6 separate regions of the Homo sapiens genome follow, and all the other regions are linked to region 4. The links are chromatin contacts, found by Hi-C or POLR2A ChIA-PET in ENCODE. All regions are on one chromosome and are shown on one strand. Each heading gives the region's core, a stretch centred on a gene start or an enhancer-like site at or near the end of the contact. The rest is flanking DNA. Distances are from core to core; before and after follow the strand shown.

The links. A loop is a pair of places that touch in the nucleus more often than their neighbours do. ChIA-PET counts read pairs that join two places held with the same protein, here RNA polymerase II (POLR2A). Pooled maps may share reads with other maps.
Region 1: a loop to region 4 is called in a map of B cell, with 19 times the contacts of the local background. The contact joins the promoter of RPP30 here to the promoter of CEP55 in region 4. A Hi-C loop is called at or near these places in 2 of 168 maps with a recorded cell type or tissue (B cell and CD8-positive, alpha-beta T cell) and 8 of 50 pooled maps.
Region 2: a map of CD8-positive, alpha-beta T cell shows a loop between it and region 4 (20-fold over the local background). The contact joins the promoter of ALDH18A1 here to the promoter of CEP55 in region 4. A Hi-C loop is called at or near these places in 1 of 168 maps with a recorded cell type or tissue (CD8-positive, alpha-beta T cell) and 6 of 50 pooled maps. POLR2A ChIA-PET finds 5 or more read pairs at or near these places in 1 of 52 experiments (activated CD4-positive, alpha-beta memory T cell).
Region 3: a map of naive thymus-derived CD4-positive, alpha-beta T cell shows a loop between it and region 4 (14-fold over the local background). The contact joins the promoter of TCTN3 here to the promoter of CEP55 in region 4. A Hi-C loop is called at or near these places in 1 of 168 maps with a recorded cell type or tissue (naive thymus-derived CD4-positive, alpha-beta T cell) and 5 of 50 pooled maps. POLR2A ChIA-PET finds 5 or more read pairs at or near these places in 2 of 52 experiments (HEK293T and activated naive CD8-positive, alpha-beta T cell).
Region 5: a loop to region 4 is called in a map of CD4-positive, alpha-beta T cell, with 5 times the contacts of the local background. The contact joins the promoter of HECTD2 here to the promoter of CEP55 in region 4. A Hi-C loop is called at or near these places in 2 of 168 maps with a recorded cell type or tissue (CD4-positive, alpha-beta T cell and naive thymus-derived CD4-positive, alpha-beta T cell) and 7 of 50 pooled maps.
Region 6: a map of B cell shows a loop between it and region 4 (32-fold over the local background). The contact joins the promoter of SORBS1 here to the promoter of CEP55 in region 4. A Hi-C loop is called at or near these places in 1 of 168 maps with a recorded cell type or tissue (B cell) and 6 of 50 pooled maps. POLR2A ChIA-PET finds 5 or more read pairs at or near these places in 1 of 52 experiments (naive thymus-derived CD8-positive, alpha-beta T cell).

What each region holds. Positions count from the first base shown.
Region 1 is chr10:90,869,989-90,874,691 of GRCh38, forward strand. It overlaps RPP30 (ribonuclease P/MRP subunit p30), which reads left to right and starts at 1,986. Exons shown (of 11, transcript NM_006413.5): 1 at 1,986-2,080. The coding sequence starts at 1,999. RefSeq lists enhancers at 1,824-2,118, 1,837-2,106, 2,237-2,296.
Region 2 is chr10:95,654,977-95,659,412 of GRCh38, forward strand. ALDH18A1 (aldehyde dehydrogenase 18 family member A1) reads right to left here and starts at 1,735. Exons shown (of 18, transcript NM_002860.4): 1 at 1,621-1,735. RefSeq lists a silencer at 1,472-1,581.
Region 3 is chr10:95,691,636-95,696,445 of GRCh38, forward strand. TCTN3 (tectonic family member 3) reads right to left here and starts at 2,292. Exons shown (of 14, transcript NM_015631.6): 1 at 2,009-2,292; 2 at 1,718-1,841; 3 at 1,285-1,403. The coding sequence starts at 2,264. It also overlaps a transcript of ENTPD1 not described here. RefSeq lists enhancers at 1,997-2,276, 2,751-3,252.
Region 4 is chr10:93,493,381-93,498,064 of GRCh38, forward strand. CEP55 (centrosomal protein 55) reads left to right here and starts at 3,232. Exons shown (of 9, transcript NM_018131.5): 1 at 3,232-3,543. RefSeq lists a silencer at 3,051-3,560.
Region 5 is chr10:91,408,954-91,413,627 of GRCh38, forward strand. HECTD2 (HECT domain E3 ubiquitin protein ligase 2) reads left to right here and starts at 1,391. Exons shown (of 21, transcript NM_182765.6): 1 at 1,391-1,623. The coding sequence starts at 1,486. The region is part of intron 3 of HECTD2-AS1 (HECTD2 antisense RNA 1); the gene reads right to left. RefSeq lists an enhancer at 798-1,007 and a silencer at 1,158-1,747.
Region 6 is chr10:95,559,700-95,564,613 of GRCh38, forward strand. SORBS1 (sorbin and SH3 domain containing 1) reads right to left here and starts at 1,672. Exons shown (of 33, transcript NM_001034954.3): 1 at 1,621-1,672. RefSeq lists an enhancer at 1,255-2,017 and silencers at 1,502-1,611, 1,652-2,021.

The DNA.
Region 1 (4,703 bases), core at 736-3,235, 2.6 Mb before region 4:
GTATTGAGGGAGGGATTGAGGGAGGAGGATGGGGAGAGGTTGGTCAACAGGTACAAAGTTAGATAGGAGGAATAAGTTCTGATGTTGTATTGCACACAAGGTGACTATGGTTAACAGTAAGGTATTGTTTATATATCACGAAACAGCTAGAAGAGTTTTTTTTAATGTTATCACCAAAAATGCATGAGGTGATGAATATGCTAATTACCTTGATTTGTTCATTATACAACATATACATGTATCAGAACATGAAATTGTACCCTATAAATATGTATAATTACAATGTGTCAACTAAAAATGAAAAAATAATTGAACTATCACCTTATTCACCTTCACCACACATTGGTCATATTTCTGACCAATCTAGATTGTTATGGTCATAGGTGATGATGCCTGTGTGACCCTGCAAAATTAACACTAGATATTCTCATGAAAAACAAAGCGTTTGCTTCATATGACCTTATTCTATTTGCAGAAGTAATATTCTCTTCTACTCCCACTTAGGAAATATCAAGTACTGGAAAAGGCAAAATATCTCTTCTTTACAAAAGTTAACCAAGAAGAGAATTGCATGCTACTGCATGGAACAGATCCTTCCTCCCTTCTGAGACCGACAAGAAAATCGCATAAAGGAGTACTAGTTAAGGTGTGGTCCATAGACGAGAGACTATCTGTGAACTGTTTGTGATCAGTAAATAAGAGAAATTGATGGGTGAAGCATGTGGGTGGGCTCCTGTAATCACAGCTAGGAGAGAGGATTGCTTGCGTTAGAGTCCATCCTGGTCAATAACGAGATACTCTCTCTAAAAACAAAACAAAACGAAACGAAAACTCAGCAGGCCACCAACTAGGATACTCCCTAGGTCAAATGACCGAGCCTCTAATTCTGTGATTGTTGTTGCTGTGCGCACGTTAATAAAACAAACAAACAAACAAAAAGTGAAGATGTTTAGAAAGTTTACAGTACTTTGGCATTGTCCTGATAATCCAAGCTCCTGATCAGCAGATTCTATTCAGCCAGGTATAGGGCAGTTCGAGTGTTGTCAAATTTGTGATTCCCATGAGGCCAGGCTGCTTACTGGTAATGCATAAAGGACCACATCCTGGTTCGCGAAGAGTTTGGGGGTAGAGGAAAAGGAGGGAGAAACTGATCCTTCATCACAGGTAGTTTGAGAGCACTGATGTAAACTATAGTCACACTTTTGTAGTATAATTGATTATTATCCTCAATAGATCATTTACACTAAGTCGGAAAAAAGTGGAAACATCAGATATGTGGGATATGCGTCACCTTGTACATTTCTCAGCTGGAAAAGTGTAAAACATCTCAATTTTGCACCTCCCTTTTCAAACATGTCTTTGGCTAAATCAATGTTGGCTCTAACCGCTCGTCCTAGAGCGAGTCCCGCCATCTTGTGGTTGAAGATGTTGACTGCCACAGAGAATAGCGGGCTTTGACATCAACAGTTCTGATTGGGTAAAAAGACCCTCGTCTTGGGGTAGTTCTCTTTTGAAGTCCTAGAGTCCGTCACACACAAACGCCTTCTTCCCGGTAAGTCCATTGTAAACAACGGAATGGACTTTAGGGAAAGGAAAGGAAAACGTGTTCTTTAAGACTCTTTAAATAGCGTTTTCACCCATTAGCAGAATTCTCTGATTCATGAGCAGCACTAAGTAGATACCGTGTGCGTGCATTTTGAATGAATTCATTTCTACACTATTTTATAGGAGTATTGAATAGTTGGGAATTGGAACCCCTCCAGGGGGAACCAAACATTGTCGTTCAGAAGAAGACAAAGAGAGATTGAAATGAAGCTGTTGATTTCAACACACAAATTCTGGTGGTAGATGAAAGCAAAGCAAGTAAGTTTCTCCGAATCCCTAGTCAACTGGAGGTAGAGACGGACTGCGCAGGTTAACTACAGCTCCCAGCATGCCTGAGGGGCGGGCTCAGCGGCTGCGCAGACTGGCGCGCGCGGACGGTCATGGGACTTCAGCATGGCGGTGTTTGCAGATTTGGACCTGCGAGCGGGTTCTGACCTGAAGGCTCTGCGCGGACTTGTGGAGACAGCCGCTCACCGTGAGTTGCCCCGGCTTCGCGCCTGGCCAACCTCATGCCACCCAGACCATCGGGCCACACTCCGGAGTAACTATTTCCTGATGGGTCTCGGTCAGGTCTCCCAGAGTCTCTGGGATGTCCCTGGAGGCTGATGCCCGCCGAGGTGTTGGTCTGATTCCTAGCGCGGGAAACTCGAAGGTTCTGGGGGTTGTTATCTGGTTCAGCTACTTTCCTGCAATGAGGGAACTGAGGCCTAACGAGGGCGAGGGATTTGCATAGGGGCCTACAGCTGATAGGTGACAGAAGCCGGAGCTGGACTCCAAGGGTACAATCTTCTAAGCTTCTAAGTTACTATCAGCCCTTCCTGATTCTCACGACAGTGTCTAAACAAATACTGGAATTTGGGGCACGGACAGGAAGCGCCGTGGAGGCTCGGAGAAGGAGGAGGACGTGGGAGTGTTGGAACAATACTATCTAGACAGAGAGAGGGTAGGTGGGGGCAGAGGACATACACAGCGGAGTGGAGGTGGAGGAGGAGGATAGCATGGCCCAAATCGAAGGGAAGCGAAAGCCTTGAGAGACGAGAACCTGTTTTAACTATTGGAGTTAGTCATGGGTTCTGTATTCCGTAGACTGTAAAGTGTTGGAATAGAGAGATTAAAAAGAATCAAGAGGTTCGTGTAGTAACATCTGCTCCTCAGAGACAGTTTTCAGCTCATTGTGAGTTCTGATTACTGATACTGTTCAGAGGTGGTGCTAGAAATGACAACCACTTCTTGGCAAAGTGAATCACACCACTTTTTTATTGTTCTCTTTATGAAGTATCCGTGGCGAAATGACTGTCCCTTTCCACTGCTGCCACTAAATGAACGTTATCTCTGTGGTACTTTGCTCATCAGCACGAAGACGAAAGTAGACATGATGATCTGGGCCATTTGGCGCTAATGTTCTTTGATCCTGTAAAATAAGTTTTCCTAGGTGTAGTTTGTCGCAATTATTACCTCCTCAATGAGGCTTTTCCTGACGCCATCCCATTTTTGAATAAATCATGAGCTTCCTAAGAGAATTGCCATGTCTTATCCTTTTATTTACTGTGCTTAACACGTTCACTCTGCAGGCACCAGTACATGGCAGTTACTCAGTTAATGCTTGTGGAATAAACTGAACACATTAAAAAAATTAATACAAAAAAGAAAAGTTAATAATGATTTCTTTAGAGAATTTCCCCCAGTTTAAAATACACTTGGAAGAGGTGTGGTAATATATGTACATTGTTAGTGGTTATTTGTTTGTAAATTAAATGGAATTCATGGCATATAAAGTTGCCTCAACTTACAAGTCAAAGACAAAGGACTGCTCTGCTATTTGATGAGTCTGGAACTAAATAGTGGACATTTGCAAAGAATAGGAAAGACAGAGCCCTGGTTCTCAGTTTCTGATGTGATACAAGAAACCAATAATAAGCTTCAGAAATATACTGTGTAAATTAAAATACCCTAAAGCCTGATTGGGGAAGTAAGTACTCCTAAGCTGCCAGATGAGGAGTAGTCTAGGAAAAAGTTTTGTGGAGAAACAGATCCTAGTTGACATTTCTGTAGAACGGTAGGGACATTGTTTAGTAGCCAAAAGGATATCCTAAATGGGTATAACAAGGAAGTTTAGAGCAGATTTGGGAGTGTGGTAAAGAAGAATAGGGAGGAGGTGTGGCTGGTTGATTTGACTAACTGGGTGCAAGGTGAAGCCCAAGGTACAGGCATACTTGTGATTTTTTTTTTGTTTTTAAGGGTAACTTTCTTCAGGGAGCCTTTTGTGACCCCTACACCAGGTTTCACTGTGCTATGTACTTCCATAGAATCCTTACTTATAAAAAACATGTATTTATATACAATGACTTGCTTAATTGCCTTATTTGCCTTCGTTCTCCAACAGACTAGGCTGTAAATTTCTTGTGGAGAAGGATTATATTATTTATCCTGTATGCTCAACACCAGTTTAGGGCTTGTCAAGTAATGGATGCTCAGTAAATATTTGAGGGAGGAAGGGAAGAAGGAAGTTGGACAAACTGTTGAGAGTTTGGCATTGATATGTATTTTAATGTTAATATCCTTTCATCCCCATTGGTATTTTTAAAAATTAAAGATGGGAGTCATGATTTAGATTTTTTTTTGGTAGCCCAAATGTCCAGAACAGTGCTAACTGATGAGGATAATAAAGCAAGCCCTTGACCTCAAGGAGCTCCCAGTCTGTCGATGGTGTGCAGCTTAAAATGGGAAGCGGGCAGTGGTGTGAGGGAGTTATCACTCCATTTCTCCTTAGGAAAGGAGTCTCTGAAGGAAGTAGAAGGATAAAAAGCAAAAGAAATGAACGGGAATAAAAGTGACAGTGATAAAGTAGGAACTTGATGGGATAAAAATGAATATAGGGTCATGAAAGAGAATGACATTTGAAAAGGAGAAGCACAAAGTTAAGAGTCTTTAGTATCATTTTAATAATAATTCATAATGGTTAAACAAAGACCTGTGTGCCAGGCACTGTTCTCAAACACCTCATGTGTATTATTTCATTTAAATTTCATGACAGTGTATGAAGAAAGTGTTGTTATTTTCACCATTTGACAGATGAGGAACCTGAAACTTCATGTTAA
Region 2 (4,436 bases), core at 485-2,984, 2.2 Mb after region 4:
AGCTCATGACTACTGCTTTTCCCATCTGGATTACAAACTTTCCATTGACAATATGGCAAAAACGATGAGGAACAAGGCCTTTGAAGTTGGTCAGATTTGGGTTCGAGCTCTGCACTTGCTGTGTGTCTTGTGGAGAGTTACCCAATTTTTCTTTATTATTATTATTATTATTATTATTATACTTTAAGTTTTAGGGTACATGTGCACAATGTGCAGGTTAGTTACATATGTAAGAGTTACCCAATTTTTCTAAGCCTCTGTTTCCTCACTTATAAATCAGGGATACTAACACTATGGACCTCATGAAATTATAGTGAGAATTAAAAGAGAGAATGCGTGGAAAGTGCTTGGGTACAACAAATGGTCAGTAAATGTCAGTTTTCCTCCTTTTGTCTTTTAGGCACTAATGATGCCTTACAATTATTTTTTCCTTAATTTCCTTCAAGACCCATCACGGGAACAAAGAATTCAACGAATATTCACTATTAGATACAATCACACACATATATTGACTGACTGTTTACCTCTCTATTAACCAAGAGTCATTGAAAGCTCTGAACACCTACGGTCACTGAAATAAGAGATTGAAGACTGACGTAGAAACCAAGCCTCCTGACCTCTCCCCTGTACCACCATCTCTGACTGACCAGGCAGAGTGTATTACGCCCTCGAGAAGCACACAGTTGATCCCAAGGAGCAAAGAGAGTGTGTGTGTGTGTGTGTGTGTGTGTGTATCTAGACTCGTGTCTAGATTTGTGTGACTGTGTCTCGACTCTGTGTGTGTGTTTAGACTCCATATCATCAGTTGAAGAAAGTTTTCACGTTTTGACTCAAGACATTTCTCAATATCTCTTTACAGACTAAACAGAATGCCCTTATCTAACTGATTTGAACAGAGAAGTGAACCTCAGTCCCAGCACAGTTCACCCACAAACACATGCTCGGTATATGGCTCACCACTTAAATACAAAGATCCGATGGGCCTCACCACCTCAGAGGGCAGGGGATAATGATGGGGGAAGGACGAGGTGGGGTATGTGGGTGCGTCCTGCTGTAACAGGAAGACCCCAGCATACACAGAATGCCATACTGCAAAGGGAGTCTGGCTTTGAGGAGGGGATGATGAACGCCTGGAGGGCCGCGGGGAACTAGGGACCCAGGCCCCTGAGAGTCAGCGTGCGGCCAGCTAAAACCCGCGGCATCCCGGCGCTGCCACCACCGCCACCCACGCCACCCACCAGTGCAGGCTCCATACTCTTGGAAAGAAGGGGCCCGCGGATGCCTGAAGTCTCCACTTGGCCCAGTTCCTTACATGGTGTACCCAGGGGAGGCCGGGGAGGTCAGGGCCCGTAGCCATCCGTAGATCCCGGGGCGGCCGCGCACCGGCATATGGGAGCGCGCCACGGTCTTGCAGCGCGCCCTGGGCGGCCCGATGCAGCCGCCATCCCTCGGCCGAGGCCCACACCTACCCATGGGCCAGATCCCCGGGCCCCGGCACCTGCTCCGGCAGCGTCCCCGCTCCAGCGGCCCGGCGCTCACGCCCCTCGCGCTTGAGCCTGGGCGCGCAACAGCTTCCGCAGAGACGCGGGCGCCTAGCCATCCCCGCCGCTCGCCGCGTACCTTCCTCACCACCGCCGCCTTCGCCCCCTGGCACTACCGCGGGTCCGCACTCCACGCCGGGCTGATTCCGGCGCTCGCTCACTCTCTTTTTTCTTCCGTCCACGTCCCGCACGATGACGTTACGTCAGTGGCGTAAGAGTAAACCTGGGCAGCCGGCCCTACGCTGTTGACGTGGGGCGAGGGCCTGTCCTGGAGCTGCGGCGCGGCAATGGCGTAGGCCCCTTTCGAGAATCAAGCCAGCGCTCCACGTGGCGGGCCAGCCCACCAGGCCCCGGCAGCCTGGAAGAGGCGGGACTCGAGTTCAGGGGGAACGCCCACGTCCCGGGAGGGGACAGGGGCCGGAGACAGGGGCGAAGACACCTTCGAAACGCCGCCCCACTGGGCCTTCCAGGGAGGTAGAAGAGGTGCCTGGCACCCTCAGCTGCTGGTAGATTTCATAAGGTGTGTTTGTCAATGTTAACCATTTATATCCCGGGCACACCTCGGAAATAGGTTGGATCAACTTACATATGTTTGTTACTTCAGGCACATCCTGGGAATAGATTGGATCAGTTTACACACATTTGCAAACTTTGGCTCCTTAAATGGAAGCATTTTGGCACTGCAATCAAATTACTTGCCCCCTAGTCATCTGGAGGTTTCCCCAATGGTCCCATCTCAACTCCCTTTCATCAAAGGCAGTTGTAAGAATATTGCATTTTAAAATAGGATATTCAATCTATGACAACTAGAACTATTCCAAAGGTGAATGCAGACTCACCTTTAAAGAGAGACCACAAAAACCTGGCACTGTGGTGTGTGCCTGTAGTCCCAGCTACTCGTAGGTGGAGGCAGGAGAACCACCTGAGCCCAGGAGTTCAAATCCAGCCTGGACAACACAGCAAGACCCCACCTCTTAAAAAGAAAAAGAAAAAAAGTGAAAACACAGATTTTTCTCCCTCTTTCCTTGCTGTATTTTGCTCAAAGGACACATTCCTGCATAGGCACATAGTGCTGGGTGGTGGGAGGGCAGCACTTGATAGGAGGTTGGGCACAGAAAGGCATCATGCCCTTCTGTCGTCCCTGATAACACTACTAAGCCTATTTATTCATTTTCTTGTTTATTAAACACTGGCTACTGCTATGGTCTGAATATGTCCCCCAAAATTCATATGTTGGAAACTTAATTCCCAATGCAAGAATATTGGGAGGTGGGGCCTAATGGGAGGCATTTGGGTCAAGAGTGCTCCACCTTTATGAATAGAGTGACCCTCATGAATAGATTAATGCTGCTATCAAAAGGTTTGTGGAGGTGGGTGTTCTCTTCTGCTCTTCTGCCCTTCCACCACGTGAGGATACAGCAAGAAAGCCCTCACCAGATGCTGGCACCTTGATCTTGGACTTCCTAGCCTCTAGAACTGTGAGAAATAAATTTCTATTATTTAAAAATTATCCAGTCTGTGTTATTGTGTTTTAGCAGCACAAAATGGACTGAGACAGCCAAGCATTCCCTGGGTGTGGAAGAAGACATAGCTGAGTTCACAGCCTTATGGAAGAGAGAGATATATGAGCAAATAATTACAATACCATGTGATGAATACTAAAGAATGGGATGGCCAGACATTCAGGGATGGCTGAAATGGTTTGACTTTGTGTCCCCACCCAAATCTCACCTTGAATTGTAATTCCCATAATCCCCACCTATGGAGGGTGGGACCTGATGGGAGGTGATTGGATCATGGGACTGTTTCCCCCATGCTGTTCTTGTGATAGTGAGTTCTTATGAGATCTGGTGGTTTTATAAGGGACTCTTCCCCCTTCACTGGTTTGCTTTCTCCTGCCTGCCACCATGTAAGACTTGCCTCTTCCCCTTCCACCATGATTGTAAGTTTCCTGAAACCTCCCCAGCCATGTGAAACTGTGAATCATCTAAATCTCTTTTCTTTATAAATTACCCAGTCTTGGGTATGTCTTTGTAACAGTGTGAAAACAGACTAATACAATGGCTTTAAAAAGAGTTGATATTCAAATTGTGCTTTGAAGCACTAGAAGTAAGGAGTTTACCTAAAAGAGGAGAGGAGTACAGGATCATATGAGGAAGAGGGAATAAGGGAATGATATATGCAGAGGTGTGAGACACCCCGTGAAAAGAGGCTACTTGCAGTAGGACATGACAGGAGAGGGGTCTGGCTGGTATCCTAAACTTACAAAGGGTTTTTTGTGGTATGCTAAAGATTTTGAATTTTATAATCCTTAAAAACAGAGAAACATGACTTTTTAAGTGCTGGAATGGTATGATCCGATTTTTGTGCCAGAAATCAGTAAAGACGCCTAGAGCTGGAATGTTGGTTAGCCTATTGCAAAGGCCCAGGTAAGAAATGGTGGCCCAAAAAAGGCTCCAGCAGAGGAATGGGGAACAAAAAGGAGGGAGAGCTGACAGCACTTATTCAAAGTGGGAGAGTGAGAGAAGAAGAGCAGTGCTTGGGAATCTGATGGTGCTGCAATACCATGAATCAGGAAATCTATGAGGTGAGTTCTCATGAGATCTGATGGTTTTCTAAGGAACTCTTCCCCCTTCACTTGTTTGCTCTCTCATGCCTGCCACCATGTAAGACATGCCTCTTCCCCTTCCACCATGATTGTAAGTTTCCTGAGACCTCCCCAGCCATGTGGAACTGTGAACGGGGAACAACAGTTCTTTTGGGTGGGGAATGAGAATACGAAATGTGTTAAATGTGGAGCATTTTGAATTTGCAGTAGGGTAGAAAAAAACAAAAGAAATTAAATTTCCCTCAAGTAAGTTATATCTGGTACCTCATCTTTTAAGATTCTCATCA
Region 3 (4,810 bases), core at 1,042-3,541, 2.2 Mb after region 4:
GACTTCCAGGATGCAAGAGACATTTAAATCCATTTTGTGCAGGAACATTATTTTGCTTCATAGACATTTTAAAAAGATAGATTAGCTTCATATCTTTAGAAATGTTATAGCCATCACCAGCAAATTTCTAAGTCCACTAACCATCCCCAATAATAATAACCTCTAATCTTTATTGTACTCTACAGTTGTAGAGCGCTTTCATATACAAAGCCAATGATATTATTTCTCACTTTACAGTTGAAGAAACGAGCCTGGAAATGCTAAGGGATTTGCCCAAGTCTGTATAGCTGGTAAGGAAATGGCAGGACTGAGATCCTAATCTAATGCTCCTCCTACACTGTTGCCTCATGAAATGAAAATAAGGTTGGCATAGACTCATTTGTCAAAGATGTTCATTCAAACATTATTTGGTGCTTACTATGTGTTAGGCACTGGGGATTCAGTTAGTACCCTCATGGAGATTGTAGTAAGTGGGGAATATAGTCTATCTGTGATTATCTGAGTTAAGAGGAATGATTAAAATGATTGAAATTAAAGTTCTTTATGAGTTTTCTGATCCATAGCCAACAGAACATAAAAAGTTGCAAATGTGGCCAGGCGCGGTGGCTCACACCTGTAATCCCAGCACTTTGGGGGTCGAGGTGGGTGGCCCATGAGGTCAAGAGATCAAGACCATCCTGGCCAACATTGCAAAACCCCGTCTCTACTAAAAATACAAAAATTAGCTGGTCATGGTGGCACACACCCATAGTCCCAGCTACTCGGGAAGCTAAGGCAGGAGAATCACTTTAATCCGGGAGGTGGAGGTTGCAGTGAGCTGAGATCGTGCCACTGCACTGCACTCCTGGCGATAGGTGGAGGCTCCGTCTCAAAAAAAAACAAAAATGCAAATGTATTCCGTAATAAGAGAGAAGAGGCAGAAAGAGGCGTAGAGATTCAAAGGACAAAAAAAAAAAAAGTTTAAAAAAAAGAAATGGAAAAAAGGCCAGAATAAAAGCCAATTCTCAATAAATGTTAGACCAAGCTTGTCCAACCTGCAACCCACCGGCCGCATGCAGCCCAGGACGGCTTATGAATGCAGCCCAACAACACAAATTTGTAAACTTTCTTAAAACATTTGACATTTTTTTTGCTTTTTTTTTGTTGTTGTTTTTAACTCATCAGCTATCGTTAGTGTATTTTACGTGTGGCCCAAGACAATTCTTCTTCCAATGTGGGCCAGGGAAGACAAAATATAACACTCCTGTGTTAGAAAATGAGAACAACCAACATGTTTCTACTCACAGTTGTTCACATGGACACAAAACTGCCTGATTCCATTAGAATCCATGAAAACTCTTGAAGGAAACGGGGAATTACTCCTGAAGATAACAGAGTTGTCTACACAAACCCAGCTTGAAGACCTGTGAGGAAAGAGGAGGGAGAAGATATATTTAGAAGGGGCGGGGCAGGTCCAAAAAAGAGTGTCCCAGCAATATCGGCCAGATGATGCCAAAGAGGACTCCTTGGGCACCTATAGGACGACACGAAGGTCTTATTCTACTGGCCAGCCCTGCTCTAGAGAATCAGAAAAGGCAATTCCTAGGAAAAACCAAGGGAATGTCCTAGGAGTGGAAGTACGGGTGGGAGGCACAAAGACTAACTCTTCTTACATCCAAATGTTACCCGTTGTAGGCCCCAAACCCCTTTAGGATTCAGTCTGAGCAACGAAGCTCACCTTACGCTGCCTGGAAGGCAGAAGGAGAAAACTGTCCTCGGATGGAGAAGATAGCAGTCCCTGTCGCAGCAGCAATTTATATCGCAGGCTCCAGGAGTCAAGTCACAGACACAGATCGGTAAGACTATGAAAGTACGACACAGAGTGAGTGGGATGAAGATCCCCAAACTCTCCCAGGTGCTCACCCTCCTTCTTCCGACAGCCCCACTCCTGCTTTGTGGCAGCTCAACTTTGCTCACAGAATTTTAGATCTCAGAAGTAAGTTTCCACCCCCACAACGTTTTCCCTCACCTGGGAAGAGGTCCACAGTCCTATTCCCAGGGGCCGAGGGAGTCACGAGAGTAGGGACCACTGTAGGGAGTCCAGGCACGGCCGGGCGAGTTGCAGTCGCCTCTGAAGGGGACTGGAGGGTTCCGCCATCCGTCCCTCGCTGCAGCTCCAAAGACGTGGGCACTGCCCCTGATGGGGAGGAAGAGGGCTGAGGCCGGACGCCATCGGGGAACACCAGAAAGAACACTTGCAGGAGCGCGAGCTGTGGGGTGCGCATGGGGCATTCAGGGCCTCCGGGTCCGACGTAGGCCTCCGCGGTCTCCAATCGCATTGCCAGAGCGTGGGTGGGAGGAGTCGCATAGCGTCTGACGCCATCCGCGTGCCTCTTCTCATTGGCTCATGAGAAGGCTGAGAGCTCTTCAACCAATCGAAAGTGGGGTTGTTACAGCTCTTTCAGTGTCCTTCGGTCTGCGCCCTCCTCCTTAACGCGGGCCGGGCCGTGCCTCCGTTGCCTGGCAACCGTCAGTGACGAAGAAGCCCTTGCGCCTTCCTTCCGCTAGGTGGCGGTAGGAGTTCGGCGGACCGAGAGGTTCCGCGCCCACTTCGCGGCCCAGAGGACTGAGCCCGGCCTCCGGTGCAAGGAAACCCCAGAGGCCGGAACTAGAATTGCAAATTTTTTTTCACCCCGGATTCCAACGGTGAGAAACCCTTTCTATGGAAGAATAATGTTCTCAGGTGGGGGAAACACACCTAAGGTCACATACCTTAAAAAACAGTCTCCTCTAAATATGGCTTTTTTAAAAAAAAAAAAAACACATTAGAAATAATGTTCATTCAGCTCCTTACATTTTAACATTGAGAAATTTTGAAAACCCTAAAGAAATGCATCAAATCATTAAAGATGGACTGCATGTTTGTTGTTAGAAAAAGCAGTGAGAGAAAAATAAGAAAAAAGGGCAGGAAAAATGTGAGAAAATAGGGAGAGAAAGAATAAAAAAAAGAAACATTGTCTAGGAGGTGAGAAAATAAGATGGAGGAATGGAAATAGAAGATTTTTTTCCCCGTGTTAATGGCAAATTTTTTAAGCCTCTCTAGGAGGTTTTTGTTCTTCCCGGGAATGGCGTGCCTCTTCCGATTCCCCACAGCAGCGCGGGCCATGGGACTTTCCTTCGGTATTGGAAATGTACCGTAGCTGCACTGTCCAGCATGGTAGTCACCGGCCTTATGTGGCAATTGTGCGCTTGAAATGTGGCTAGCGTGACTGAGGAGCTGATTTTTTTTTTTTTTTTTTTTTTTGAGACGGTGTTTCGCTCTGTCGCTCAGGCTGGAGTGCAGTGGTGTGATCTCAGCTCACTGCAACCTCTGCCTCTAGGATTCAGGTGATTCTTCTGTTTCAGCCTCCTGAGTAGCTGGGATGACAGGCACGCGCCACCACGCCCGGCTAATTTTATTTTTATTTTTAGTAGAGATGGGGTTTCACCATGTTGTCCAGGCTGGTCTCGAATTCCTGACCTCAAGTGACCCTCCCGCCTTGGCCTCCTAAAGTGCTGGGATTACAGCTGTGAGTCGCTGTGCCTGGCCTGAATTTTTAATTTTTAAATTGTAATTAATTCAAAGTTAACCACAGACGTGAGTAGCTACCATATTGTACAGTGGGACTGTAGATGATCAAAATATTGCTCCTCCTAGACCCAGTATTTTCCTATGTCCACGGTTCTGACATCTGGATTATTTTGGATATTTAGTTTTAGTATATAAATTAACATCTGTTAAGAGTTATCTAAAATCTAGTACACTTACCTAAAATCTGGTCAACACCTCCCTTTACAAGTGAATCATTTAACTCAGGTAAGTTTTAGGACATTTGACTTTACTTGAATTCTCTTACAAGATCTTTATTTTCTAATGTTTTGAAGTCAGTAGCTAAAAGTCTCTCTGTGTTATAAATATTTTCAAATATGTTTTTATGTTGTTGTGTGATAGACAGCTATGGGAGATATGTGTTTGGTCTTAAAACATTTATTTACCTTATTAGTAATTTCTATAGGAAAAGGCCAAGTTCATATTATTCAGATTATATGATCATATGTATATACTAGAATGTAAATTCCAAAAATAGTGAGTTTTGTCTGTTTTGTTCATTGAAATATCCCCATGCCTAGAACAGTGTCTGGGACATGTTAGATGTGCATTAAATATTTTAAAAATATATTAAAAATTGTTTTGTTGAACTCTTTAGAATTAATCCTTAGGAATATTTTTAGTTTATTTTATTTCAGGATTGTATTTCTTTCTATAAAATTTCTTCTTTTTGCAACCAATTTACCATGTAATGATCTTTCTATAAAATTTCCATTGTACATCTGATCAGAGACTATTTTAGATTTCAAAGTTTGGAATTTAAATGGCAACTCTCAAATAGTGTTAAATTATTTCTGAATTTATTAGCGTTGGCAAAAGACTGTTGGTTGAAGTAATTTTAGAGATGAGTGATAAGGAAGTAATGTTTCCGGATCTTTTTGAGTTGCTTTTTCTTATTTTTGAATTTTAACACAACTTTTTTTTAGAAAAGTTATTTTTTTCTCTTTTGTTATAGTTAAGCAAAAAGATTATTTGTATTGCTGTTTTTTAAACTTGTTTTATTTATTGATTTAATTAATTAATTAATTAACTTATTTGAGAGAGTCTTGCCCTGTCACCCAGGCTGGAGTGCAGTGGCGCCATCTTGGCTCACTGCAACCTCCACCTCCCAGGTTCAAGCAACTTTCCTGCCTCAGCCTCCCTAGTAGCTGGGACTACAGGTGTACCCACCACACCCAGCTA
Region 4 (4,684 bases), core at 1,982-4,481:
CTAGGCCCCAGAGGACAGATGGAGAATTTTTTTTCCTTATTTTAAGAACAATGGTAAATCAATCAAATGCTTTGTGTTTGCATTGGGAAATAGGTGACAAGATTGCATTTGCATTATTTAAAAGAAAAAATCCCTGCTAAGGAGAAATCAGATTGAAAGGAGACAAGAGTTCATTCATTTCTTCTTGTTCTGAATTTAGAGAACATTTATTGTGTGCATTCCAGTGCTGTGCAATAGAAATATAGTATGAGCCACATTTATCATTTTGAATTTTCTAGTCACATCAAAAAAAGTAAAACACATTAGGTGAGATCCGTTTTAATATGTTTCATTTTACCCAATATATCAAAAATACTATCATTTTAACATGTAATAATATAAACAAGTATTAGTGCAATATTTTACATTCTTTTTTCATACTAAGTTTTTGAAATCTGCTGTGTATATTCACACACCTCAATTTGGACATAAAATCTTCCTCAGAAATACTTGATCTATATGTAGATTTCATAAAATTTACAATTGAAAAAACAGGTTTTTGTACCCAGGTTGTTCCAAACATACTTAAAAGTTTTCCAATAAAATAATAATAATAAAAAAAAGAAAAAAATAAGAAAATCAAAAGTTTTTCAATAAATAAACTTTTAGTTTTTAAATTAAGATTAAATAAAGTTAAAAATTCAGTTTCTCAATAACGGTGGCCACATTTCAAGCACTCAGTAGCCATCTATGGCTAGTGCTACCATATTGGATAGATCAGGAGGGACCTTTCCATCACTGCAGAAAGTTGTATTGGACAGTGCAGATCTACACGCTGGTGAGGCCCTGTGTGTTCATTAGCATTGCCTTGGAAGATGTAACCTTCAAAGGTGATAGGTGCTCTAACCTACAACAGCCTCCCTATTTCCATTTAATATCTTTAAACCCATTCAGCAGCCTTTTGATCCTGTTTTGGTTTCCCAAGAACAGGTTCCTACTGGGAAGAAAATGAGCTCACCTGCTTAGATAAATATCTAGTCTGCTTGGCTGTTACATTTCTCTTTACATGAATAAAGATGAGTTTCCCAATCTTCATCCTAGACTATCCCTGAGTGAACTATCAACATCAAAGTACTTGTGAGATCTTGTGGAAACTACCAGCTCTTCACAACCTCATGACTGGCAGCTCCTATCTGTAAAGAGCAAACATTAATTTTCAGGGCTAGCAATGGCAATTAGGGAATTTAACAAGCCCCCCAGGCCAATGAGCCTCTTGTTTGCTCCTCTTCCTCAAGGTCCCCACTCACAGGGCGACCTTTAGCCAGAAAAGAAGGTCCTGGAGGGCAGGTGTGGAATTGGAGTGTCTGGCACAGCAGGCCTGGGTGCTGGCTACCCAGGTGCCAGTCCGCCAGGTGCCACCTCTCTCCAGGGTCCCTCCTCCCTCTCCCCCATTTTTTGCTCCCCATTTGGCTTGAAGGTGAACAGGGAAATGTTTTTCTCTATATCTCTTTAAGAATCTTTGTAAATCTCTGTGGAAATTAATTTTGCCCCTCAACTCTGGGCAATGAATAATGTTCACACGATGATTTATCTTTTGCCCTGATTTTTCCCACCCTAATCCCACTTGATACTTTAGTTTACCTTCCCTTCAGAAATGGGAGCTCCTTGGAAGCAGGTACCAAACGTTATCTTGCATTCTGTTTTGGTTTTGTTTCTCTGATTCTTTAAAATTCCCCACATGGTTTTCTCATCCATTCTATTCAGTAACATTTGAGTGTTGCCTTTTGTTTAACAATGGCTAACATCAATTGAACATTTACTAAATGTTAAGCACTTTACATGAATTTCTTTCATGTAAAAAAATTTTAAAGTTTTAAAATTAGAGACAGGGATTGGGTGGGGTGAGAGTGGATCTCTCTGTGTTGCCCAGGCTGGTCTCCAACTCCTGACCTCAAGCAATCCTCGCTCCCCGTCCTCACGTAGTGGTGGGATTACAGGAATTAGCCATTCCACCTGGCCGGATTTCCTCATTTAATCCTTATAACCGAGCTGTGAAGTAAATATTATTATTTGCATCATTTTACACATCGGGAAACCGAGGCTCAAATAGGTTAAATAAATTTATCCAAGGAGACACATCTAGTCAGGGCAGTAAGGAATTAAATCTAGAAAGTCCTAATCTAGAGTTTATAACCTTTGTACAATATTGTGTACCTAGGATGTTTTGCTACTGTGTATCTACTGTTTTAAATCTCCAGCGAGTTTATGCTGGGTCTAGGAGAGAAAGGGAGGCCCTGCTAAACATTTCATGTGCTTCTTCTCTCAGCAGTAACGTTCTCAAAGCGGCTAATCAAGAGCTAGAATCGATCAATAGATAGATATCAGGCTGGAGGGTAGCAGTCTGGTCTGAAAGCCGGTCCGCTAGCATTCATAATCTCAGCGTTCAACCTGGGCGTGCCTCTCATCTCTCCCGTTAACACTCCCTGCTGTGCTGCTGATTTTTGGCAGTAATCCCAGCACTTTAGGAGGCCGAGGTGGAAGGATCACTTGAAGGCAGGAGTTCGTGATCAGAGTGGGAAACAAAGTGAGACCACCCCCCCCCCCCCCCACTCCGCTGTCTGTATAAAATTTTTTAATAAAAAATTAGCCGGGCGTGGTGGCGTGCGCCTGTAGTCTCAGCTACTCGGCAGGCTGAGGCAAGACGATCGCTTGAACCCGGGAGACTGAGGTTGCAGTGAGCTATGATTGCACCACTCCACTCCAGCCTGGGCGACAGAGTGAGACCCGAGGGGATGACAAGGGGGCTGTGCTCCTTTGTGAAATCCCGTTGTCCCAGGGCAGGAGGGGCCGCACTTCACACAGGGAGAATCTATGCTCAAGAGCGCAGAACTAGTTCGTCTCGGTCCATCGTCACTGGTTTTATCCCATTAAAAATAGTAATTTGCTTTCTCCTAAAAGCGTATAAACACAAAACCAGCCCCTGACTGCGAGACACCAAGCTTGTTTAGGTCTAAGCCCGCAGAGAACCCCCGATCCCAGAATTAGCTGGCGGGCCCGGGAGGAAGTGTTCCCGCCCTCTGTCCCGCCCCGCGGCCCCAGCCACTTCTCGGCCCGCCCTCAGGTTTACTCTCCGCCCTTCAAAGGCGGCAGCCAATCGGGGAGCCGCGTCCCCGCCGCGCGCGCGCTGCTCCTCCTTCTTGCGGGCCGCGCCCTGCCGGCAGTGACGTGCCCCGCCCTGCAGCCGCGGGATTCAAACTCCCGGAAGCGGCATCCACACCTGATGGTGTGACTCGGCCGACGCGAGCGCCGCGCTTCGCTTCAGCTGCTAGCTGGCCCAAGGGAGGCGACCGCGGAGGGTGGCGAGGGGCGGCCAGGACCCGCAGCCCCGGGGCCGGGCCGGTCCGGACCGCCAGGGAGGGCAGGTCAGTGGGCAGATCGCGTCCGCGGGATTCAATCTCTGCCCGCTCTGATAACAGTCCTTTTCCCTGGCGCTCACTTCGTGCCTGGCACCCGGCTGGGCGCCTCAAGACCGTTGTCTCTTCGATCGCTTCTTTGGACTTGGCGGTGGGTATCATCTCCTTACAGATAGGCGCAGAGAGGCCAAGTGACTTGCCCAAGGTCTTTTGTTAGGACGGCTTTTTCCGATTGGCAGGCACTTTCGTTGTGTGTTCCTCAAACATCTTTATTTTAGAAGTGAGAAAACTTGTGCCTTTTTTTGCAGTTTCTCTTTTCCTGTCTGTCTCCTCAAGTGAGATTTTATGTGGGAATTTTTAAAGATTGGCGTCGCCTTGTAGAAGATGCGGCTTGTAATTGAGGCCTTGTACCATTTACTGGATGGAAGCGCTTGTTTGGTCACCTGTCCAGCATGACTTAGGTCACTTCAGCTAATCAACCAATCATTTCTTTTCTTTTTTCTTTTTTTTTGAGATGGAGTCTCGCTCTGTCACCAAGGCTGGAGTGCAATGGCACGATCTTGGCTCACTGCAACCTCTGCCTCCTGGGTTCAAGCGATTCTCCTTCCTCAGCCTCCTGAATAGCTGGGACTACAGGCGTGCGCCACCACGCCCGGTTAATTTTTGTATTTTTAGTAGAGACAGGGTTTCGCCATGTTGGGCAGGCTGGTCTCGAACTCCTGACCTCAGATGATCCACCTGCCTCGGCCTTCCAGAGTGCTGGGATTACAGGCGTGAGCCACCGCGCCCGGCCCCAATCAACCAATCATATCTGAGGGCTTGCTGTTAGGCTCTGTGGGTAACAACAACAACAACAAAAATCAAAGTGCAGTCCTTGAAAAAATAGTTGAACAATTGAAAAAATAAAAGGTTAGCAGGAAGTGTAATTGGGTACTAGATTGTGTAGGGGTGGGGGTGGGGCAGCTATATCGTTTGTTAAGAGTTCACAGAGGGAAGGCATGCTGAGGAAGGTTTGAACTGGGGGAACCCTGTGGATGACTGGAATAGGAAATACAGGGAAAGGTGGCCGGGCGCGGTGGTTCACGCCTGTAATCCCAGCACTTTGGGAGGCCGAGGCGGGCAGATCACTTGAGGTCAGGAGTTCGAGACTAGCCTGACCAATATGGTGAAACCTCATCTCTACTAATAGATAAAAAAAAATTAGCCAGGCGTGGTGACGCGCACCTGTAGTCCCAGCTACTCAGGAGGCTGAGGCAGGAGAATCCCTTGAACCCGGGAGGCGGAGGTTGCAG
Region 5 (4,674 bases), core at 141-2,640, 2.1 Mb before region 4:
TTATCTCATGATGCACCATAACTAGTATTTAGTTATACTAATAACTCCAAATTATGTAAACAATAGATACCCCGAAATCATATTTGGGTTTGTTTCAGAGATATTTTTGGTTCTTATATTTGGACTTAGGTACTCTTGATCTAAAAATTCACTCAACCTCCAATAAAATAATGAAGGCACAGATAAAAAATCTGATAGAGCTGAATATCGAAATTCCTTGCTTTTAACAGGCGATACAGCGCATTCTTACTCTCTTTTCTCCTAGATCAGCAGGTGTCCCCGCCGCTCCAGTAGACTGAGAAAAAGGAAAAGGAGGGGGCGACAAGAAAGGAAAGGAAATTGTCTAGGTGTCCTGGTGGTGGAGGTGGGGGGTATTTTAATTTCATAATTAAAAGCTCTCTTCTTCGGCTTTCAAGTTTTTACTCCTATTTGTAATGATTTGATTGAGGACTGTGCAGCAGAGTTTGGGTATGTACATCTCTAACATAAACGGAAAGGAACAAGGAAGGGACGGATAGGAGACAGCAAAGGGTTGCGGGGAGAGAGCAAAACGTAGGCGCGTGGGGACGGGAAGGGAGAGGCGGATTTGGCAGTCAAAGAGGGACGAGAGGAACAGGAATGGAAAGTGTGGACTGGCCGTCCAATCCTATGGGGGAAGGGGAAAGGGGGGGCCCACCACGTCGCACTCCTCCCCACCTCCAGGCTTTTCCTGTGTAGGCTGAAGCCATCCAGGCGTGTACAAAAGAGTCGGTTGCTGAGCCAGGAAGGCTGTCTCCCCGGGCTGCGCAAGCTCCGGGCCGCCTCTCCTGGGCTCAGGAGGGCGGGCAAGGATAAGAAGGCAGAAGCCCCAAGGCGGACAGCTTTGTGGGCGCCTGGAAGAAGGCGAAAGGCCACCAGCCCAGACCCCGAGGGCGCTTGCCCGCGGGACTCGGCGCCGCAGGCCAGGGCCGTCCGTGAAGGGTAGTCTGTGCCTACGTCCTGCCCTACTGGTACCACTCGGACACTCTATCCCCGTCCGACCCTTTGCAGGGCTCGACTTGTCTCCCCGACTGCCCGTCCTTAGTCCAGGTTCTCCTGCGCGGCCCGGGTGCGGGGTCTCCTCGTCATCTCGGGCGACACTCTGCAAACAATATGGCGGTCGGGCGTCGACCGTGGCGCCTTCTCTCCGGGCCCTCGGGGTTGACGAGGGGGACTACCGCCGGCGCTCCCGACCCGCGACGCGCGAGCCCCGGGCGGGCGGGGGAGGCGAGAGCAAGAAACCTGTGGGACCTGTGGGGAGCCGCGTCCGCGGGGCTGGCGCGCGCGGGGGCGGCCTCGGGCTCGCGCGCAAAGGCGCGGGCGCGGGCGGGGGCGGAGTGGCGGCGGCAGCGGCGGCTAGAAGCGGCAGCCCAGAGCCCTCTCGCGGCCGCGGCGGCAGCAGCAGCGCCAGCCCCAGCAACACTGAGGCCGCCGCCGCCGCCTGGCGCTCCCGCCGCCCGGCCCGACATGAGTGAGGCGGTTCGGGTACCCTCGCCCGCCACTCCGCTGGTGGTGGCGGCGCCCGCGCCTGAGGAGAGGAAAGGGAAGGAGTCAGAGCGCGAGAAGCTGCCGCCCATCGTATCGGCGGGCGCCGGCGCGACCGCGGTAGGTGGTGGGCCGGGGCCGTCTGGCGCCCCGGACGGCGGGAGTTGGGAGGGACGGCGGCCGGGCGAGGGCCGTCAGGAGGCCTGCGTTTACCCTGGGCACGCCCTGGCACTCCAGGGAGACGCACTCAGGCCGCCCTTCCTTGGGCAGAAATAAAAGAGTTGTGCCTCGTGGACAGCCCCGAACACTTCGCGAGGTACACCTACCACCCTCGGGAAATGTTGGGGGTGGTCGGTTCCGCTGGATGTTTGGGTTATTTTCTGGGGCTTGGGCCCCCACTTTCTCTAAGAGAATGACCTGCATCTTGAGTCGGCATGATCTGTTGGATGAGCATAGGTGTCAGCAGGCGGGAGTGGGTTTTCCACGGAGGTGCCTGCCTGCCTGCCTGCCTTGGAGGCGCGCAGATTTTTGTCCTTTTCTTCGCTTTTCTTTCCCTTCCCCCTTCAGATTAAACAGGCTCTGCGGCGAGTTTCCACTTAATTGTGACCTTTCCGTTGCTGTCAGTGTAGTGGGAGGTAGATGCATCAGTGATGGTTTTATTTTTCATATGGTACAGACATGTGACTCAGGTGGGGGGAGGCTTTTTGAACCTTTTATTTAAACCCAAGTTATCTAAGCTTGACAGGGATGATTTCCCAGCTGTATCTTCGTAAGGGTTATTTGGAGAGCGCTGTCAGGCTTCAAACTACATATTGCCAGATGATGTCATGGGACAGCCCCCTCCCCCTCTTTCCCTATTTTTACTGGTGGTTGTGACTGGTTAATTTGAAGCACAATTTAAAAAAAAACCTCGGATTTTGCAATTTTTTATTTTGACATAATATTTAAGTACTTTTTGAAAGTTTGCTTTGATATATTTAAAGATCATGACTTGTCATGCAGCTGTGTGTGACAAAATAGTAAAAGTTTAGTGAACATTATACATTTTCTTTATTCCTACTTGCGGTTCATTTCTTAAAACCTCCCTCTTAAATGACTAAGAACTTACTAAAATAGCTCACTCTTCGTTAAGTACTGTATTGGTGTTAGGAATAATTTTCGGATTCGGTAGGTTTTTCAAAAATGTCTGAGGGCCCTGATAACTGGAAATTGTTAAAACAAGCTCTTTAAATCAATGCAGCAAATTGCGAACAGTAATGATACACGTTTAAAAGCGTAGCTACAATTGATTGGTAGATTGGAGCTGGGGTTAGGGATTACCCTAGAAAATGCTTTGAAGGAATTTGTCACCCAGCTGCTTGGAGACCTGGTTCCTGCTGCTGGTACCCTAGGTTTTCAGATTTTATATAGGAAGTCTTTAACTCACAGAATTCCAGCAGTTCATTTCTAAGTTGGTTGTTTAAAACAGTAAATGTATGTACTTATAGAAACAGTTAAATGAGTGGGTTTAGGTCCTCAAGCAAACGCTCTCCCAAAAACCTATTCATCTCATAACTGAAAAATTGCCGTTTTGGAATTTGCAAGTGTGGATACAAGTCTACAGTCTGCTTTGGGATTTCAAGTTTTTCAGATTTTAGAAAGGTAATTCGGTACATATATCATATATTATTTAATACCCACAGTAAGGTCCTAGCCAGTTCTCTCTAATCAACCATCTTAATAACTGTAATGAAATTATGTGTTCATGCTAAAGGGAAAAAGTCAGTAGCGTCATGTCATTTCAGATTAGGTGCATGTTTTTGCCACCAAATGAGTTGCAAAGACACTTCAGTTTCAAGAATTTATAGGACTTTGAAATTGTAAATAGAGGATTATGGACTTGTACTACTAGACAAAGAGAAGAATATATTCAAGAAAAAAATTTAAATCTTGAATTAAACTTTGAAAAGGTATGAGTTGGAATAGAAGAGGATAAGGATAAATATACAAAACTTGAGGGTTTTTTTTTTTTCTTTTTGAGACGGAGTCTTGCTCTGTCGCCAGGCTGAAGTGCAGTAGCCTGATCTCGGCTCACTGCAATCTCTGCCTCTCGTGTTCAAGCCATTCTCCTGCCTCAGCCTTGCTTGTGCCTTATAAAGTCTTTCAGAGTCAGTACCATTGATTATTTATTTTTTAAAAAAAAAAACAATTTATGACAGGATCTGTGGCAGAATGTGTGTGTGTGTGTGTGTGTGTGTGTATTTGTCAAAGAGAGACTTCAAAGCTAGAATTCAGAGCTAATAGCAGTGAAAAGCTTAAGTGTAGAAAATCTATGCTTGGTCCTTAGTCCATCCAAAGGATAAGAAATCCAGGAGAACTGGGGTGGTGATTGACTTTTACAGCAGCTAGGAAGGCCTTGGTATGTGTGGGGAGGGGGAGGAGGTCTTGATGTGTGAGGTAGGTGGGCAGGGAAATACAGCTTGTGGCCTCTTGAGTTGTTTTTCAGCCTCCTGTAGATTAAATAGAGCTCCTAGAGGTTTGCTTAGGAACCTAATTGTCATCAATAACTTTTTCTTTGAGACATTCCAGTGATTGTTCCTTTTTGCCCCAGCCTAATGGTTCTGCCTGTCTAGTTTGTGTCTATGACTCAATTCGTGACCCTACAATAGTGGCTTTTTCAGAAAATCATTGTACCACATTTATAAATGAATATATATGAATAAAATAATATAAATATTATCAATAAGTAGAAGGTCAGTTTACAGTGACCCTAAATAAGGTTGAAGAGTTAGGCTGTATCCTTTATGTTTACAGAAAGGTACAGGGGTGGGAGAAAGAATGCTGGAAAGGGCAGCCCTGAAGTGTTTTATCCTAAGACCATCTAAACGTGAAGGAAGTCCATTCCAGCTAGTGAGGAGGTGCCTAACACAGTGGTTTCAAGCCTGACTGACCACAGAGTTACCTTGGTAGCATATTAAAGTCCTCATTCCTACATCTCACCCTAGAGCACCTGTTTTCAACCTTAGATGCACAGTAGAATTAACTGAGAAACTTTTAAAGCCATCATTATCCAGGCCCAAATGCAGTATTGTTAAATCAGAATTTCTGGGGATGTTGCTCAGGCATCTTTTTTAAATTTAATTCCCTGGGTATACCAAGATTGAAACTTGACACTCTATATACTGAATCAAA
Region 6 (4,914 bases), core at 422-2,921, 2.1 Mb after region 4:
ATCAGAGCTTGGTTGGCAAGGGGCTATTTAAGGCAGCATCCAGAGGGCGGGGCAGAAAACTGCTGGAGGCATCCTCCTCCTCCACCCCTCCCCCTCACAGCCCAAACACACGCCCCTCACTCTGTAGACAGCCATCTGCCTCATCGGTGTCTGAAGGCTGTAGATATGTCCATCATCTGTCTTCTGTCATTGATGCTGCTGACCCCTCTGTGTCCACCCCACTTTTAATCCAACCCTCCTCTCTTCGATCACCACCAAGATACCTTTCCAACCAAAACCACAGAATTGAATCTAAGCAGAGGAGCTCAAAACACAAGGAGAGTGAAGACAGCCAATCCATCCCCCGCCTCCACTTAAGAGGAAAAAAGGGCGCGGGGGGCTGGGCGGGGGGGGGGGTGTTGAGGGGAGAGATGGAGTCAGAGGCCTGACACGCCAGATAGGTTCCATGATGTCTCTAGATGAACCTCCCTCCTATTGACGATGAAACCAATTCCAGCAATTTCAGCAGGTCGGCCCTGTGACAACAGGGGCATCCCAACGCTCAGTGTTTAAAACAAAAATCCAAAGGCTCGCCCAGAACATGCTGGGAAAAACCGAGGACTGAACAAAACGAGCCATGCTCAGTGGGATCCCTTCTGCTTTTACGTAGCAATGTAATAGCGTAATAAATTCTTGTCTGCCTGGAGAAAGCATGCACTGGTGAATTTCAAAGCCATCTTACGACAGCGGATGCATGGGGATGCAGAATTCGACAGCACATTCCCCCATGAAGGAAACATAATGACTTCAAGCCTCTTTCCCCTCTATCTTGAATGGCGCTACCACGTATCAAGGAAGCCACATCGGAAAGCAGCGAGGTGGTAGCAGGGGATGCCCGGGGAATTCGGAGAAAGGAGTTGCTTGCTGTCCATGTCGGTGATGAGCTGCCTAGCAAGATGCTGTCAGCCACTCGGGGAGAAGAAGGGGCACGGGCGGCACGGGCAGGCGCCGTGTCCCCGGCGCATACTAGTCCCCGTTCATTCAGGCGGGTCCGGCCAACCGCGTCGTCCTTGCGCCCCTCCCGCCGCCCTCTCCAGGGGATGCTGATGAATGAACACACCTGAGATGCCTCCATCCCGCCGCTCGCTCCCTCCGCCTTCCTCTGGCTGCTGCAGAGGTGCCCCTCCTCGGTAGTTTCACTTTACAGCACAAACCCATTCGGGCTTTGATGTCTCCTCCACCCACCCAAATTGCAGCCACCCTGAGACGGGCGGACATTCTCTCCTAGCAGAGGCCATGATCGTACTACCCCACACCCACCAAAAAAGGAAATTTAAAAACCCCCAACCCTGGAAGCCCCCAGATCCTCCGCACCCTGGGGAACTTTCCTTGAAAGACTGGGGATTCGCCGAGCAGGCAGGATGGACGGTTCGGCCGCGAGGGACCACCGCTTTCCCTGTGCCCATGGGGGGATGCTCTGGGGGAGGGGGTCCCCCAAGTCCCTCCAACAGCTGGCCCTTTAAATGCGCCTCCTCCGAGCGCGGAACAAAGGCGCCGCCCGCGGGGGCCGAGCCGCGCACACCCCCGGCGCTGCCGCCGCCGAGCGGGCAAGCGCGGCCGGGCGGGCGAGCGCGGGCTTACCTTGCTGGTCGCCGGGCGGGCGGGCTGCGCGCGTCCGCCCCACTCGCACTACACGCTGCAGCTGGCCCCGCTCTGTTTTTCTGGGACTCAGCGCTGACTTCACCGACACTCCGCGGACAACCAATGGGCTGCGGTGCCCGCCCCCTCATTAGCATGCCTCTGGAACCGTCCACTCTGGCAGCGCCCGGCCAGCGGGCGGTGCCGGGGGCGGGGCCGGGCCCAGCCGTGACAGGAAGGGGCGTGTGCGCGGATGGGAGGCGAAGAAGTGTCCGGCGCCCGGCTCCTGGCATTGTGAGCCCGCCGGCCTCCGCCGGTAACGGGCGCGCGGGCCTAGTAACCCTTTCCGTCCTGGCCGGGCCGGACGCTGGCCTGGCGCGCCTTCTGGTCCTTCGGAAGGGTCGCCCACGGGGAGCTTGGAAGGAACCTTAGACGTAAAATAACAGTGATAAGTTATTTAACTCCTGGGCCTCAGTTTACCCATCTGTAAAATGGCATAATAGTCCGACTTCGTAAAATCTAGTGAAGATTAACATAGTTAACATAGGTGATGCATTTTGATCAGTTCCTGGCCGTCGTGCTACATAAACGTTTGCTGTTGTCATTCGTGTGCTCTGTACCAGCCAGTGTGCTTAATGCTTCCCGGATATTTCCTCATTTGATCCTCTTAGCCTGATAAGAGAGGAACGATTACTAATCCATATTTTTCTAGTGAGAAAACTGAAAATAATTACTATTTTTATGCAGGAAAACTGAGGTGTAGTTTAAGTGGCTTGTCCGAGGTCACACAGCAAGTGGTGCAACCAGGATTTGAACCCAGGCTCTGAGATTTCACTCATGCAACACACATATATTTAGAGGCTCTGTGGCAGTGCTGGACCCCAGTGTTAACTGCAGAGAACAAGACAGGCAAGGCCTTTTCCCTTAGGAAGCTTCCATTTTAGTGGAGACAAGTAAATAAATAAGATCCTCTACAATGTGAAAAGTAGAGTGCATACAATGCAACAAGGTCATTGCAAGTGGGGGGAAGGCACCGTGTTAGATGGGGTTCAGAGCTAACCACTGTGCTATGCCATTCTCCTGACCTCCTCTAGTCCCCCTCAGAGTTACAGAAAAGGAAACAGAGACAGGGATCAGAGTGGGGAATCTGCTGGCCCAAGGTCGCAGAGCCAGCAAGTACTGGTCTGGAACTTGCTCCCTCCATGCCCAGCTTCCCACATCCCTGAAGATAAGACACTCGCCCTTTGGGCTGAGCACAACTGATTTTTGTCAGCTGCCCTTGCAAGCATCTTCAGCCAGAGCACATTCTCAGTGAACAGGCTGTGGGTGGCAGGGTAAAGACTGGCCTTGATAACTGCACAGACTGATCGGAAACTCATCAGCAAAGATTCTTAGATGTCAGGGAACGGTGACAAGTCTTTGGTGACCACCTGGTGTCCTCTGCTGTGTATTAAAAAAAAAAAGAAGAGTCCTAGCCATCTGGAAGCTTACTCTATAAATGAGAAAACACTGGGGAACTACTCAACCTAGGGAGCCCCCAGCCCACGGCCTTCCCCTATCTGCACCTCATCCTGCAGCTTTTCAAAGAACACTTCCCCGGCTCTCCTATTTATTTACTCCACAATCTGTGTAAGACAGCTCTCTCTGGGCTATAAAGTAATAAAACAGCTAGTATTTATTGAGCACGTCTAGGCTGCTATGCACCGTACTATACTTGTGCTAAGAGCTTTACATGCGTTAACTCACATCCACCACACGACCCCAGGTGGGAATAGTGTCGTTATCCTGAGGTTATCCACAGAGGTGTATAACAAAGGGTAGAGAGACTAGTTACTTACCCAGCAAATTCAGGGCAACACCATTTTAGAATAGCCAAAAAAAAAAAAAATCAAAACAATCCAAATATCCAATTTGAGTGCATTGGTTAATAATAGTACAACCATATGACAGAATATCATATATTAATAGCTACAAAAAATGAAGAGGTTTATTGACACATAAAGATGCTCATAATAGGCTGGGAGTGGTGGCTCACGCCTGTAATCCCAGCACTCTAGGAGGCCAAGGTGGGCAGCGGTGGATCACCTGAGCTCAGGAGTTTGAGACCAGCCTGGGAAACATGGTGAAACCCCATCTCTACTAAAGAATCCAAAATTAGCTGGGCATGGTGGCGTGCACCTGTGGGAGGCTGAGGCAGGAGAATTGCCTGAGCCTGGGAGGCGGAGGTTGCAGTGAGCCAAGATCGTGCCACTGCACTACAGCCTGGGCAACAGAATAAGACTCCATCTCAAAAAAAAGAAAAAAAAAAAAGATGCTCAGATTATTGAATGGAAAAATAGGTAGAAAACTAGTTTTATACTGCAATCCCATTAGAACTATTCTTATGGGATTGCAAGTAATTATTTTTGCTCATCCATAGTCTTCTGATTTTTTTCTTCATAAACATCTACCAACTTGTCCAGTGAAAATAAAATAATTTTAAGATGAAAAACCAGACTCTATCAATGAAGATTTCATCTACACTATCTCAAGGAATCTTAAGGGAGGCCTAAGGCTTCAGGTCATCCCTCAAATATTGAACCTCTCTGCTGTTTCCAGTCTGTGTCACTGTTGCATGTCTCACTGTAAGGCATAACATTGCCATTAGGATTTATGAAAGAAATGGTAAAATAGTGGAAAGTCAAGAAAGAAGGAAAGTGGAAAAAACAGAAAGAAAAATCCTACTGGTGGCCAGGCGCAGTGGCTCACGCCAGTAATCCCAGCACTTTGGGAGGCCGAGGCAGGCGGATCACGAGGTCAGGAGTTCGAGACCAGCCTGGCCAACATGGTGAAACCCCATCTCTACTAAAAATACAAAAAATTAGCCAGGCGTGGTGGCACGCACCTGTAATCTCAGCTACTCGGGAGGCTGAGGCAGGAGAATCGCTTGAACCCAGGAGGTGGAGGTTGCAGTGAGCCAAGACCACACCACTGCACTCCAGCCTGGCGACAGAGCGAGACTCCATCTCAAAAAAAGAAAAGAAAAGAAAAATCCTACTGTCCTTCAGGACTCATCTCAGGTGTCTCCTCCAAGAAATGTTGAAAGTCACGGTCTTTCGATGGGTTGGGTTTTTGTTTTTGTTTCTGTTTTTGAAACAGGGTTTCACTCATTCCTGTCACCCAGGCTGGAATGCAATGGCGCAATCTCGGCTCACTGCAGCCTTGATCTTCTGGGCTCAAGGGATCCTCCTGCCTCACCCTCCCAAGTAGCTGGGACTACAGACATGGGCCACTGTGGCCAGCTAATTTTGTGTATTT